2 separate regions of the Mus musculus genome follow, and region 1 is linked to region 2. A link is a loop called in an ENCODE intact Hi-C map of the cell type or tissue named here. Cell type or tissue: gastrocnemius. All regions are shown on one strand.

What was found. Peaks named below come from ENCODE experiments on the same cell type or tissue, not always from the same donor. Only the 100,000 strongest peaks of a DNase experiment are listed, where the experiment ranks them.
Region 1: it touches region 2 in a loop (23-fold over the local background); 10 of 42 quality-filtered maps call a loop at or near these places.

Annotation. Positions count from the first base shown.
Region 1 is chr10:47,389,569-47,397,568 of GRCm38, reverse strand. No RefSeq gene overlaps it. Among named protein-coding and RNA genes, the nearest start is that of Gm35552, 360 kb to the right of the region's middle. In gastrocnemius, no CTCF peak of the experiment used is centred here; no DNase peak of the experiment used is centred here.
Region 2 is chr10:47,561,046-47,569,045 of GRCm38, reverse strand. No RefSeq gene overlaps it. Among named protein-coding and RNA genes, the nearest start is that of Gm35552, 530 kb to the right of the region's middle. In gastrocnemius, no CTCF peak of the experiment used is centred here; a DNase peak (open chromatin) is centred at 4,234.

The sequences.
Region 1 (8,000 bases), 170 kb after region 2:
AAATACTTCTGCTCCGTTCCAGTCAGCACCAGTACTGGGTCACCTTGGGCACGGAGTTGCCTGACACACCCAAGGTCCACAGAGGACTCTCCACAGGATCTTAGGACCACTGCTGAGTGGACCACAACTTCTGTTCCAATCCAATTGCACAGGACCTGAGACAGCATTAATTAGGAAAGCAGAAAACCCGGCCTGACCTGGGTCACAAGTCCCTTCCAGTCGGCCAACAATGGGTCACCTTGGGCGCAGAGTCACCGGACAACCTCAAGGTCCCTAGAGGAATCTCCACGGAATCTTAGGACCTCTGGTGAGTGGAACACAAGTTCTGCCAGGAGGCAGCTTCGAATGCTAGATACCTGGGCACATTCCCTGCAAGAAGAGAGCGTGCCTGCAGAGAGTGCTCTGACCACTGAAACTCAGGAGAGAGCTAGTCTCCCAGGTCTGCTGATAGAAGATAACAGAATCACCTAAGGAACAAGCTCTAACCAAAGACAACTATAACAACTAACTCCAGAGATTACAAGATGGCAAAAAGGCAAAAGTAAAACTCTTACTAACAGAAACCAAGACCACTCATCATCATCAGAACTCAGCACTCCCACCTTACCCAGTCCTGGGCACCCCAATACACCCAAAAGCTAGACCCGAATTTAAAAGCATATCTCATGATGATGATAGATGACATAAAGAAGGACTTAAATAACTCACTTAAAGATACAGAAGAACACTGCTAAAGAGTTACAAGTCCTTAAAGAAAAACAGGGAAACACAACCAAACAGGTAGAAGTCCTTAAAGACAAACAGGAAAACACACCCAAATAGGTGATGGAAATAAACAAAACCATACTAGACCTAAAAAGGGAAGTAGACACAATAAAGAAACCTGAAAGTGGTTCACGCTGGAGATCAAAACCCTAGGAAAGAAATCTTGAACCATAGATGTGAGCATCAGCAACAGAATACAAGAGATGGAAGAGAGAATCTCAGGTGCAGAAGATTCCATAGAGAACATCTGCACAGCAATTAAAGAAAATAGAAAATGCAAAAAGATCCTAACTCAAAACATCCAGGAAATATAAGACACAATGAGAAGACCAAACCTACAGATAATAGGAGTAGATGAGACTGAAGATTTTCAACTTAAAGGATCAGCAAACATCTTCAACAAAATAATAGAAGAAAACTTCCCAAACCTAAAGAAAGAGATACCTATGAACATACAAGAAGCCTACAGAACTCCAAATAGACTGGACCAGAAAAGAAATTCCTTGAGATGCATAATAATCAGAACAACAAATGCACTAAATAAAGAGAGAATATTAAAAGCACTAAGGGAAAAGGGTCAAGTAAGATATAAAGGCAGGCCTATCAGAATTACACTAGACTTTTTACAAGAGACTATGAAAGCCAGAAGATCCTGGACAGATGTTATACACACACTAAGAGAACACAAATGCCAGCCCAGGCTACTATACCCAGCCAAATTCTCAATTAACACTGATGGAGAAAACAAAGTATTCCATGACAAAACCAAATTCACACATTATATTTCCACGAATCCAGCTCTTCAAAGAATAATAACAGAAAAAAACCAATACAAGGATGGGAACCACGCCCTAGAAAAAACAAGAAGTTAATCCCTCAACAAACCTAAAAGAAGACAGCCACAAGTACAGAATGCCAACTTTAACAACAAACATAACAGGAAGCAACAATTACTTTTTCTTAATATCCCTAAACATCAATGGTCTCAACTCCCCAATAAAAAGACATAGACTAACAGACTGGCTACACAAACAGGACCCAACATTTTGCTGCTCACAGGAAACCCATCTTAGGGAAAAAGATAGACACTACTTCAGAGTGAAAGGTTGGAAAACAATTTTCCAAGCAAATGGTCTAAAGAAACAAGCTGGGGTAGCCATTCTAATATCAAATAAAATCGACTTACAACTGAAAGTTATCAAAAAAGACAAGGAGGGGCACTTCATACACATGAAAGGTAAAACCTCCAAGAGAAACTCTCAATACTGAATATCTATGCTCCAAATGCAAGGGCAGCCACATTCATTAAAGAAACTTTAGTAAAGCATAAGCACACATTGCACCTCACACAATAATAGTGGGAGGCTTGAACACACCACTTTTACCAATGGACAGATCGTCGAAACAGAAATTTACAGGGACACAGTGAAACTAACAGAAGTTATGAAACAAATAAACTTAACAGATATCTACAGAACATTTTACCCTAAAACAAAAGGATATACCTTCTTCTCAGAATCTCATGGTACCTTCTACAAAATTGACCATATAATTGGTCACAAAACAGGCCTCAACAGATACAAAAATATTAAAATCTTCCCACTCATCCTATCAGACCACCATGGAATAAAGTTGATCTTCAATAACAACATAAATAATGGAAAGCCAACATTCATGTGGAAACTGAACAACACTCTTCTCAATGATACCTTGGTCAGGGAAGAAATAATAAAAGAAATTAAAGACTTTTTAGAGTTTAATGAAAATGAAGCCACAACATACCCAAACTTATGGGACACAATTAAAGCATTTCTAAGAGGGAAACTCATAGCTCTGAGTGCCTCCAAAAGGAAACTAGAGAGAACACACATTAGCAGCTTGACAACACACCTAAAAGCTCTAGAACAAAAGAAAGCAAATTCATCTAAGAGGAGTAGACAGCAGGAAGCAATCAAACTCAGGGGCGAAATTAACCAAGTGGAAACAAGAATTATTCAAAGAATCAACCAAAGGAGGAGCTGGTTCTTTGAGAAAATCAACAAGATAGATAAACCTTAGCCAGACTCCTGTCTTCTACTCTACTACTTCTACTCTTCTATTTCTAGTGTTGTTCAGTTTCCACGTGAATGTTGGCTTTGTATTATTTATTTTGTTATGAAGATCAGCCTTAGTCCATGGTGATCTGATAGGATGCATGGGACAACTTCAATATTTTTGTATCTGTTGAGGCTTGTTTTGTAACCAATTATGTGGTCAGTTTTGGAGAAGGTACGATGAGGTGCTAAGAAGAAGGTTATTCTTTGGTTTTAGGATAAAATGTTCTGTAGATATCTGTTAGATCCATTTGTTTCATAACTTCTGTTAGTTTTACTGTGTCCCTGTTTAGTTTCTGTTTCCATGATCTGTCCATTAGTGAAAGTGGTGTGTTGAAGTCTCCCACTATTAGTGTGTGGGGTGCAATGTGTGCTTAAATCTTTACTAAAGTTTCTTTAATGAATGTGGCTGCCCTTGCATTTGGAGTATAGATATTCAGAATTGAGAGTTCCTCTTGGAGGATTTTACCTTTGATGAGTATGAAGTGTCCCTCCTTGTCTTTTTGATAACTTTGGGTTGGAAGTCGATTTTATTCGATATTAGAATGGCTACTCCAGCTTGTTTCTTCATACCATTTGCTTGGAAAATTGTTTTCCAGCTTTTCACTCTCAGGTAGTGTCTGTCTTTGCCCCTGAGATGTGTTTCCTGTAAGCTGCTGGCCCTTAAAGTTGAAAATCTTCATTCTCATCTACTCCTATTATCCATAGGTTTGGTCTTCTCATTGTGTCCTGGATTTCCTGGATGTTTTGAGTTAGGGTCTTTTTGTATTTTCCATTTCTTTGATTGTTGTGCTGATGCTCTCTATGGAATCTTCTGCACCTGAGATTCTCTCTTCCATCTCTTGTATTCTGTTGCTGATGCTCACATCTATGGCTCCAAATTTCTTTCCTAGGGTTTCTATCTCCAGCGTTGCCTCACTTTGTGATTTCTTTATTGTGTCTACTTCCCCTTTTAGGTTTTAGATGCTTTTATTCAATTCCATCAACTGTTTGATCGTTTTTTCCTGCAATTCTTTAAGCGATTTTTGTGCTTCCTCTTTAAGGTCTTCTACCTGTTTAGCAGTGTTCTTCTGTATTTCTTTGAGTGAATTATTAAAGTCCTTCTTGATGTCCTCTACCATCATCATGAGATATGCTTTTAAATCCGGGTCTAGCTTTTCGGGTGTGATGGGGTGCCCTGTACTGGGCGAGGTGTAAGTACTGGGTTCTGACGATGGTGAGTGGTCTTGGTTTCTGTTAGTAAGATTCTTATGCTTGCCTTCTGCCATCTGGTAATCTCTGGAGTTAGTTGTTATAGTTGTCTCTGGTTAGAGCTTGTTCCTTAGGTGATTCTGTTATCTTCTATCAGCAGACCTGGGAGACTAGCTCTCTCCTCTGTGTTCGGTGGTCAGAGCACTCTCTGCAGGCAAGCTCTGCTCTTACAGGGAAGGTACACAGATATCTGGTGTTTGGACCTCCCTCCTGGCTGAAGATGAAGGCCCAAAACAGGACCTGTCCCAGAATCTCTGTTGCTTCGGCCTGTCGAAGAAGCTGTTAGCATCTGTAGTCCACATTCTCACCTGTGCAGAACATTCTTGGTGGAGTCCCAGAACCAAGATGTCTGTTGCTTATGCTCAGGCAAAGTGCTCCCGGGCAGGGCAGACACCTATCCTCTGGTGGGAAGGTGTCCGAAGTCTGGTGCCCAAAAAGGGGGCTGCCTCAAAAGCTCTGTGGCTCCCACCTGTCCCAGAAGCTGTTAGCTTCTGTAGTCCACATTCTCACCTGTGCAGATTGATTTCTTTCTTCAGAGACTTGAAGTTCTTATAATACAGATCTATCACTTCCTTAGTTAGAGTCACACCAAGGTATTTTACATTATTTGTGACTATTTTGGAGGTTATAGTTCCACTAATTTCCTTCTCAGCCTGTTTATCCTTTTTATAGAGAAATGCCATTGACTTGTTTGAGTTAATTTTACGTCTGTTTCACTGAAGTTGTTTATCAGGTTTAGGAGTTCTCTGGTAAAATTTTTGTGGTTACTTATATATACTATCCTATCATCTGCAAATAGTGATATTTTGACTACTTCCTTTCCAATTTGTATTCCTTTGATCTCCTTTTGTTGTCTAATTGCTCTGGCTAAGACTTCAAGTTCTATTTTTATAGCTAGGGAGAGAGTTTGCAGCCTTGTCTAGTCCCTGATTTTAGTGGGATTGCTTCAAGTTTCTGTCCTTTCAGTTTGATGTTGGCTACTGGTTTGCTGTATATTGCTTTTATTTTGTTTATGTATGGGCACTGAATTCCTAATCTTTCGAAGACTTTTATTATGAATGGGTATTGGACTTTGTCCAATGCTTTCTCAGCATCTAATGAGATGATCATGGGTTTTTTTTTTTTGTCTTTGACTTTGTTTGTATAGTAGATTAAGTTGATGAGTTTCCGTATATTGAACCATCCTTGCCTCCCTGAGATGAAGCCTACTTGATAATGATAGATGATCATTTTGATGTGTTCTTGGATTTGGTTTGTGAAAATTTCATTGAGTATTTTTGCATTGATATTTATATTTGAAGTTCTCTTTTTTTCTTGGGTCTTTGTGTGGCTTAGGTATCAGAGTAATTGTGGCTTTATAGAACAAATTGGGTAGAATGCCTTCTGTTTCTACTTAGTAGAATAGTTTGAGGAGTATTGGAATTTGGTATTTTTTGAAGGTCTGATCATACTCTGTACTAAACCCACCTGTCCTGGACTTTTTTTAGTTGGGAGACAATTAATAAGTGTTTCTATTTCTTTAGAGGCTATGGGACTGTTTAGATTGTTAATCTGATCCTGGTATAACTTTGGTACCTGGTATCTGTCTAGAAAATTTAACTTTTCATCCAGGTTTTACAGTTTTGTTGAGTAGTAGCATCTGATGATTTTTTTTTTTTTTTGGATTTCCTCAGATTCTGCTGTTATATCTCCCTTTTCATTTCTGATTTTGTTAATTAGGATACTGTCCTTGTGCCCCCTAGTTAGTCTGGCCAAAGGTTTATCTATTGTGTTGATTTTCTCAAAGAACCAGCTCCTGGTTTGGTTGATTCTTAGTATAGTTCTTTTTGTTTCCACGCCATTGATATTGGCCCTGTGTTTAATTATTTCCTGCCATCTATTCCTCTTTGGTGAATTTGCTTCCTTTTGTTCTCAAAATTTTAGGAGTATAGTCAAGCTGCTAGTGTATGTTCTCTGCAGTTTATTTTTGGACACACTCAGACCTATAAGTTTTCTTCTTAGGATTGCTTTCATTGTGTTGCATAAGTTTGGATATGTTATGGCTTGATTTTTATTAAACTCTAAAAAGTCTTTAATTTCTTTCTTTATTTCATCCTTGACCAAGTTATGAATGAGTAGAATGTTGTTCAGATTCCATGTGTATGTGAGCTCTCTGTTATTTATGTTGTTATTGAAAATCAGCCTTAGTCTTTGGTGATCTGATAGGGTGCATTGGGTAATTTCTATATTTTTGTATCTATTGAGACCTGTTTGGTGACCAATATATGGTCAGTTTTGTTAAGGTACCATGAGGTGCTGAGAAGAATGTATGTCCTTTTGGTTTAGAATGAAATGTTCTCTAGATTTCTGTTAAATCCATTTGTTTCGTAACTTCTGTGAGTTTCAATGTGTCTCTGTTTAGCTTCTGTTTCCAGCATCAGTCCATTGATGAGAGTGGGGTTTTGAAGTCTTCCACTATTATTTTGTGAGGTGTAATATATGTTTTGAGTTTTAACAAAGTTTCTTTCATTAATGTGGATGCCCTTGCATTTAGAGCAGAGATGTTTAGAATTGAGAGTTCATCTTGGTAAATTTTACATTTGATCAGTAAGAAGTGCATCCCCCTTATCTTTTTTTCAGATCTTAAGTTGAACTTCGATTTTATTCGATATTAGAATCACTACTCCAGCTTGTTTTTTGGGACCATTTGCTTGGAAAGTTTTTTTCCATATTTTTACTCTAAAGTGGTGTCTGCCTTTTTCCCTGAGGTGGGTTTCCTGTATGTAGCAAAATTGGGTCCTATTTATGTAACCAGTCTGTTAATCTATGTCTTTTTATTAGGGAATTGAGTCCATTGATATTAAGAGTTATTAAGGAAAAGTAATTGTCACTTCCTGTTATTTTTTTTATTAGTGTTGGAATTCTGTTCATGTGGCTATCTTCTTTAGATTTGTTGAAAGATTACTTTCTTGCTTTTTCTCTTGCTTAGTTTCCTCCTTTTTATTAGAATTTTCCCTTTACTATCCTTTTAAGGGCTGGATTTGTGGAAAGATATTGTGTAAATATGGTTTTGTCTTAGATTACACTAGTTTCTCCATCTAAAGTAATGAAGAATTTTGTTGGGTATAGTAGCCTAGGCTAGCATTTGTGTTTTCTTAGGGTCTGTATGACATCTGCCCAGAATCTTCTGGTTTTCATAGTCTCTGAGGAGAAGTCAGGTGTAATTCTAATAGGTCTACCATTGTATGTTATTTGACATTTTTCCCTTACTGCTTTTAATATTCTTCCTTTATTTAGCGCATTTGTTGATCTGATTATTATGTGTCAGGAGGAATTTATTTTCTGGTCCAGTCTATTTGGTGTTCTCTAGGATCCTTGTTTGTTCATGGGCATCTCTTCCTTTAGGTTAGGGAAGTTTTCATCTATTATTTTGTTGAATATATTTAATCGTCCTTTAAGTTGGAAATCTTCCTTCTCATCTATATCAATTATCCTTAGATTTGGTCTTCTTAATGTGTCCTGGATTTCTTAGATTTTTCTAGGTTAGGATCTTTTTGCATTTAGCATTTTCTTTGATTGGTGTGTCAATGTTTTCTATGGTGTCTTTTGTACCTGAGACTCTTCTCTCTCATATTCTGTTGGTTATCCTTGCATCAATGGCTCCTGTCTTCTTTCCTAGTTTTTTATTTCCAAAGTGGTATCCTTTTGTGATTTCTTTATTATTTCTACTTCTAGTTTTAGGTCCTGGATGGTCTTCTTCAACTATTTCACCTGTTTGGATGTTTCCTCCTGTAATTCTTTAAGGGAATTATTTATTTCCTTCTTATAGTCCTCCATCATCATCATGAGAAGTTTGTTTAGATCCATATCTTGCTTTTCTAATGTGGTGGTGTATCAAGGAATCGCTATGGT
Region 2 (8,000 bases):
AATTCTTGCCTGAGTTTCTCCTCACCGAGATAACCCAGAGCCTACTACCTCTAAATCTCCTTCATACAATCTCCCTTGGCGTCTATCATTCACTCTGCCTATCACTCTCTTTGAGGCCACAGTCAAACCTCCAAGTCCATTTCTCCTGAAACCTGACCCAGCAACGGTTCTTCCTCTAAGAGAAGTTGCTGGGGTAGATGGCCTTGTCAGAGTACATGATCCTTTCTCACTGAGTGAACTTTCTCAGATAGAAAAGTGGCTGGGTTCTTATAACTCCTCCACCTTTATTAAAGAGTTTCAATATATTACTCAGTCTTACAGTTTGACTTTCCATGATATACGTATGATTCTTACTAATAACTTACTCCCTGAGGAAGGCAGGCAAGTTTGGAAACAAATGAGAGCACGAGCAGATAAAATTCATCAAACAGATAGAACATACCAAATCAGATCAGAGACTGTGCCTGACCAGGATCCTCAATGAAATCATAATTCCACAGGTGATATTTTAGCCAGAGACAGGTTTATTACATGTCTCTTGGAGGGCCTAAGAAAGGCAGCTTTAAAGCTGATAAATTTTGAAAAACTCCAAGAGGCTGTCCAAGATAAGTAGGAAAATCCATCTGTTTTTAGAACACCTCAAAAAGGCTTTATTCCAGCTTACCAATCTGGATCCTGAAAACCCAGAAGGTAGCAACTTCTGATGACCTACTTCTTTTCCCAGAGCTACCCAACTTAAGAACTAAACTTAAAAATACGAAGAGAGGACTCTTAACTCCACAGGCAAAAGACTTAGCACTGGCCTTCAAAGTGTACCATAGGAAAAATGAGAAAGTCCACAAACAAAAATACAATATGCTAGCAAAGGCTGTCCAACCAGCCCCAGCCGCTGTCCCAGACTCATGGTCTTCTAAGACTCAGAGACCACAAGTTACCTGCTACAAATGTGGTCCATTAGGTCATTGGGCAAATGCCTGTTCTAATCTCCACAAGCCAAGGGGGCCATGCCCTAGGTGTCACCAAGAGGGACACTGGGCTATTGATTGCCCTCATGTTACACATAACAGAGGGACATCACCTCCAGATAACCCTCCAACTGATCTTCTAGGCTTGGCTATGGCCCACTATCAGACATGGCAAGTACCTCCTGGTCTTGGTGAACACCTTCTCAGGGTGGGTAGAGGCATTTCCCAAAACTAGCAAAAAGGTCCAGACAGTCTCTGATCTCCTTCTCTGAGAGATCATCCCCTCGTTTGGTATCCCAGCCTATCTCTAATCAGACAATGGTCGTAAATTTACTTCCCAAGTGTCTTAAATCCTATCTAAGGCCCTAGACATCCCCTGGCATTTTCTTATTCCCTACCACCCTCAATCATCAGGTAAGGTAGAAAGAACTAACCACTCTTTAAAAACCACTCCGGTTAAGCTGTCACAAGAACTTCACCATGATTGGGTAAAAATCTTACCTCTGGCTATTTTCAGGCTACAAGCTCTCCCCAAATAACCTCTCCTCATCTCGCCCTTTGAACTCATGTATGAATGTCCAATCCTAACTTCTGGTCTTTCACCTAAGTGCTCTTCCCTCTCAGACCATTTACTTACCCCACTACTTTCCTTTCTCCATCCTCTCCTATGAAACTTTGTTGATCACCACCTACCCCAGCCATACTCTGTCTCCTGTCCACTGCCTGTTAACATTGGAGACCAAGTCCTTTTATCTCCTCCAGATCATCGGCCCTCACCCCTCTCTCTCAAATAGCAGGGCCCTTTTAAGGTAATCCTCGTGATCCCTACAGCTGCTAAATTTGAGGTACTCTCTCATTGAGTTCATCTGTCTCACCTTAAACCTTTCATTTCTCAACCTAAAAATGACCCTTTTTTATACACATCGACCCTAACAGTACTGTTCTCTGTTAAGTTCCAGAAGATGTCAATACAACCAGTCTTGTCCCCTATCCCAGAAAATAAAAGTCTACTCTGTTAGCTGAGCTCAACCTCACTGGATTAGACACTGGATTAGTTGTGGGTTCTTCATCTTCCTCCTGTTGTTCATTTCCATCCAGAGAAGCCCTTACATCTAGATATTCAAAGTCCAAGAAATCCCCACAGAAATAAAACAGTCTTTCCAAATAGGGTCAAGAAACTGCTCCATAGCTGTGTTCCAGGAACTGATCCAAATTTCTATCATCACTGTATCTATTAACCCATCTAAATATTATGATCTCTATACTTGTTTTCTCTTTGATCAGACAAAAGATTATTGTATAAGGTGGCCAGAAAAATATGGGCTGCAGATATTGGTTATGTCAGATACATATGCTAGGATCACGGATCAATCATTTCTTCTATCAACACAGAAATACACTCTTTTTCTACATACAAGACCCAAGGGATTCAAGAAACAGATATTTTGGCAGCTGTGGTGTTTCAAAACCAACAGTGGCTAGATGTCCTGATGGCTAAAGAAAGTGGTCTTTGCCTGTTCCTCCAAGAGGAATGCTGTTTCTACACTTCAACCAATCCAGGATAGTGAGAAATAAAATCCAGGAGCTACATTCAGACATCACGAACTCCAGAGACTGAAAAACAGTTATTGGGTTTTTGAAAATCCTATATGAAAGTGGATGCTCCCTTTCATAACACCTTTCCTAGTCATTCTCCCGGTGTTATTAATTCCTGGATCCTTGCCTCACTAATCTTGTTTCTACATTCCTCCAACAACAAATACAAAAAAAAATTCTAACCAAACTATTAATCAGCTCCTGTTACAGGATTATCAGCCACTGCCCACAATGGTGCCACTGTCCACAGTGGAACTGATGTGAACGATTATCAAGTGGATCCTGATGGTGAAAGCCAGCTATGCCCCAAAATTGACAATGACCCTAGACAGCAGGAAGTAGCTTAAGAGACATGACACCCTCATTCCCTTTTCACCATCAGTTTCACCCTCTCTTTTTTTCCCTTCCCTTTATAATAACAAGAAGGGAGGTATGTTGGCATCAAGACATTCCAACCTTATGAGACAACAGCCAGACTGATGTCCAGAGTGGTTGTACAAGCCTGCAATCCCACCAACAATGGAGGAGTGTTCCTCTTTCTCCACATCCACGCCAGCATCTGCTGTCACCTGAATTTTTGATCTTAGCCATTCTGACTGGTGTGAGGTGGAATCTCAGGGTTGTTTTGATTTGCAATTCTCTGATGATTGAGGATGTTGAACATTTTTTCAGGTGCTTCTCAGCTATTCAGTATTCCTCAGTTGAGAATTCTTTGTTTAGCTCTGAACCCCATTTTTAATGGGGTTATTTGAATTTCTGGAGTCCAGCTTCTTCAGTTCTTTGTATATATTGGATATTTGTCCCCTATCAGATTTAGTATTGGTTAAAATCCTTTCCCAATCTGTTTGTGACCTATTTGTCTTATTTGACAGTGTCTTTTGCCCTACATAATCTTTGCAATTTTATGAGGTCCCATTTGTCAATTCTTGATCTTACAGAGCAAGCAATTGCTGTTCTGTTTAGGAATTTTTTTCCCTGTGCCCATATTTTTGAGACTTTTCCCTACTTCTCCTCTATTAATTTTAGTGTCTCTGGTCTTATGTGGAGGTCTTTGATCCAATTAGACTTGAGCATTATAAAAGGAGATAAGAATGGATCAATCTGCATTCTTCTACATGATACCTCCAGTTCTGCCAGCACTATTTGTTGAAAAAGCTGTCTTTTTTCCACTGGAAGGTTTTAGCTCCCTTGTCAAAGATTAAGTGACCATAGGGCTGTGGATTCATTTCTGAGTCTTCAATTCTATTCCATTGATCTACCTGTATGTCTCTGTACCAGTACCATGAAATTTTTATCACAATTGCTCTGTAATACAGCTTAATGTTAGGCATGGTGAATCTGCCAGGGGTTCTTTTATTCTTGAGAATAATTTTTGCTATTCTAGGATTTTATTTTTCCAGATGAATTTGGAAATTGCCCTTTCTATGTCAGTGAAGAATTGAGTTGGAATTTTGATGGGAATTGAATTGAATCTCTAGATTGCTTTCAGCAGGATAGCCATTTTTACTATATTAATCCTGCAGATCGCCCTTTTGGTCCCCGACAGCACTGGGGTAGCTTGGGCACAGAGTCTGCGGACACCTGCAAGCTACCCACAAGACCTTCCACGGGATCTTAAGACCTCTGGTGAGTGGAACACAGCTGTTGCTCCAATCCAATTGTGTGGGACCTGAGACTGCATTAATTAGGGAAGCAGAAAACCTGGCCAGATCAGGGGCACAAGTCCCTTCCTGTCCATGCCAACACTGGGGTACCTTGGACGCTGAGTCTGCGGACACCCGCAAGGTATCCACAGGACCCTTCACGGGATCTTAAGACCTCTGTAAGTGGATCACAACTTCTGCCAGGAGGCGGGTTCGAATACCAGATATCTGGGCACCTTCCCTGAAAGAGGAGAGCTTGCCTGCAGAGAGTACTCTGAACACTGAAACTCAGGAGAGAGCTAGTCTCCCAGGTCTGCTGATAGAGGCTAACATAATCACCTGAGGAACAAGCTCTAACCAGAGACAACTATAACAACTAACTCCAGAGATTACCAGATGGCAAAAGGCAAACGTAAGAATCTTACTAACAGAAACCAAGACCACGCACCATCATCAAAATGCAGAACTCCCACCCCAACCAGTCCTGGGCACCCTAACACACCTGAAAAGGTAGACCTGGATTTAATAGCATATCTCATGATGATGGTAGAGGACATCAAGAAGGACTTTAATAACTCACTTAAAGAAATACAGGAGAACACTGCTAAACAGGTAGAAGACCTTAAAGAGGAAGCACAAAAATCCCTTAAAGAATTGCAGGAAAACACGACCAAACAGGTGATGGAATTGAATAAAACCATCCAAGACCTAAAAATGGAAGTAGACACAATAAAGAAAACCCAAAGTGAGGCAACGCTGGAAATAGAAAACCTAGGAAAGAATCTGGAACCATAGATATGAGCATCAGCAACAGAATACAAGAGATGGAAGAGAGTATTTCAGGTGCAGAAGATTCCTTAAAGAACATCAGCACAACAATCAAAGAAAAGACAAAATGCAAAAAGATGCTAACTCAAAACATCCAGGAAATTCAGGACACAATGAGAAGACCAAACCTACAGATAATAGGAGTAGATGAGAATGAAGATTTTCAACTTAAAGGGCCAGCAAATATCTTCAACAAAATTATAGAAGAAAACATCCCAAACCTAAAGAAAAAGATGCCCATGAACATACAAGAAGCCTACAGAACTCCAAATAGACTGGACCAGAAAAGAAATTCCTCCCAACACATAAAAATCAAAACAACAAATGCACTAAATAAAGATAGAATATTAAAAGCAGTAAGGGAAAAAGGTCAAGTAACATATAAACGCAGGCCTATCAGAATTACACCAGACTTTTCACCAGAGACTATGAAAGCCAGAAGATCCTGGACAGATGTCATACATACACTAAGAGAACAAAAATGCCAACCCAGGCTACTATACCCAGCCACACTCTCAATTACCATAGATGGAGAAACTGAAGTATTCCACGACAAAACCAAATTCACACATTATCTTTCCACAAATCCAGCTCTTCAAAGGATAATAACAGAAAAAAAAAAAAAAAAAAAAAAAAAAACAAGGACGGAAACCAAACCCTATAAAAAACAAGGAAGTAATCCCTCAACAAACTAAAAAGAAGACAGCCACAAGAACAGAACGCAAACTCTAAAAACAAAAATAATAGGAAGCAACAATTACTTTTCCTTAATGTCTCTTAATATCAATGGACTCAATTCCCCAATAAAAAGACATAGACTAACAGACTGGCTAAACAAACAGGACCCAACATTCTGCTGCTTACAGGAAACCCATCTCAGGGAAAAAGACAGATATTACCTCAGAGTGAAAGTCTGGAAAACAATTTTCCAAGCAAATGGTATGAGGAAACAAGCTGCAGTAGCCGTTTTATATTGAATAACATTAACTTCTAACTAAAAGTTATTAAAAAAAAAAAAGAGGGACACTTCATACTCATCAAAGTAAAATCCTCCAAGAGGAACTCTCAATTCTGAATATCTGTACTCTAAATGAAAGGGCAGCCACATTCATTAAAGAAACTTTAGTAAAGCTCAAAGCACATATTGCACCTCACACAATAATAGTGGGAGACTTCAACACACCACTTTCATCATTGGACAGGTCGTGGACACAGAAACTAAACAGGTACACAGTGAAACTAACAGAAGTGATGAAATAAATGGACTTAACAGATATCTACAGAACATTTTATCCTAAAACAAAAGGATATACCTTCTTATCAGCACCTCATGGTACCTCCTCCAAAATCGACCATATAATTGGTCACAAAACAGGCCTCAACAGATACAAAAATATTGAAATCATCGCATTTATCCTATCAGACCACCATGGACTAAGGCTGATCTTCAATAACAACATAAATAATGGAAAACCAACATTCACGTGGAAAATGAACAACACTCTTCTCAATGATATCTTGGTCAAGGAAGGAATAAAGAAAGAAATTAAAGACATTTTAAGAGTTAAATGAAAATGAAGCCACAAAATACCCAAACTTATGGGACACTATGAAAGCATTTCTAAGAGGTAAACTCATAGTTCTGAGTGCCTCCAAAAGGAAACTAGACAGAGCACACTCTAGCAGCTTGACAACACACTTAAAAGCTCTAGAAAAAAAGGAAGCAAAATCACCCAAGAGAAGTACATGGCAGGAAATAATCAAACTCCGGGGAGAAATCAACTAAGTGGAAACAAGAAGAACTATTCAAAGAATTAACCAAAGAAGGAGCTGGTTCTTTGAGAAAATCAACAAGATAGATAAACCCTTAGCCAGACTCACTCGGGGGCACAGGGACAGCATTCTAATTAACAAAATCAGAAATGAAAAGGGAGACATAACAACAGATCCTGAAGAAATCCAAAACACCATCAGAACCTTCTACAAAAGGCTATACTCAATAAAACTGGAAAACTTGGACGAGATGGACAAATTTCTAGACAGATACCAGGTACCAAAGTTAAAACAAGATCAAGTTAACGATCTAAACAGTCCCATAACCCCTAAAGAAATAGCAGTCATTAATAATTTCCCAACCAATAAAAGCCCAGGACCAGATGGGTTTAGTGCAGAGATCTATCAGACCTTCAAAGAAGATCCAATTCCAGTTCTGCACAAACTATTCCACAAACTACAAGTAGAAGGTACTCTACCCAACTCATTATATGAAGCCACAATTACTCTCATACCTAAACCACAGAAAGATCCAACAAAGATAGAGAACTTCAGACCAATTTCCCTTATGAATATCGATGCAAAAGTCCTCAATAAAAGTCTTACTAACCGAATCCAAGAACACATTAAAGGAATCATCCATCCTGACCAAGTAGGTTTTATTCCAGGGATGCAGGGATGGTTTAATATATGGAAATCCATCAACGTAATCCATTATATAAACAAACTTAAAGACAAAAAACACATGATTATCTCTTTAGATGAGGAGAAAGCATTTGACAAAATCCAACACCCATTCATGATAAAAGACTTGGAAAGATCAGGAAATCAAGGATAATACCTAAACATGATAAAAGCAATCTACAGCAAACAAGTAGGCAACATCAAAGTAAATGGTGAGAAGCTGGAAGTAATCCCACTAAAATCAAGGACTAGACAAGGCTGCCCAGTTTCTCCCTACCTATTCAACATTGTACTTGAAGTCCTAGCCAGAGCAATTCGACAAGAAAAGGAGATTAAGGTGATACAAATTGGAAAAGAAGAAGTCAAAATATCACTTTTTGCAGATGATATGATAGTATATATAAGTGACCCTAAAAATTCCACTAGACAATTCCTAAATCTGATAAACGGCTTTGGTGAAGTAGCTGGATATAAAATTAACTCAAACAAGTCAATGGCCTTTCTCTACACA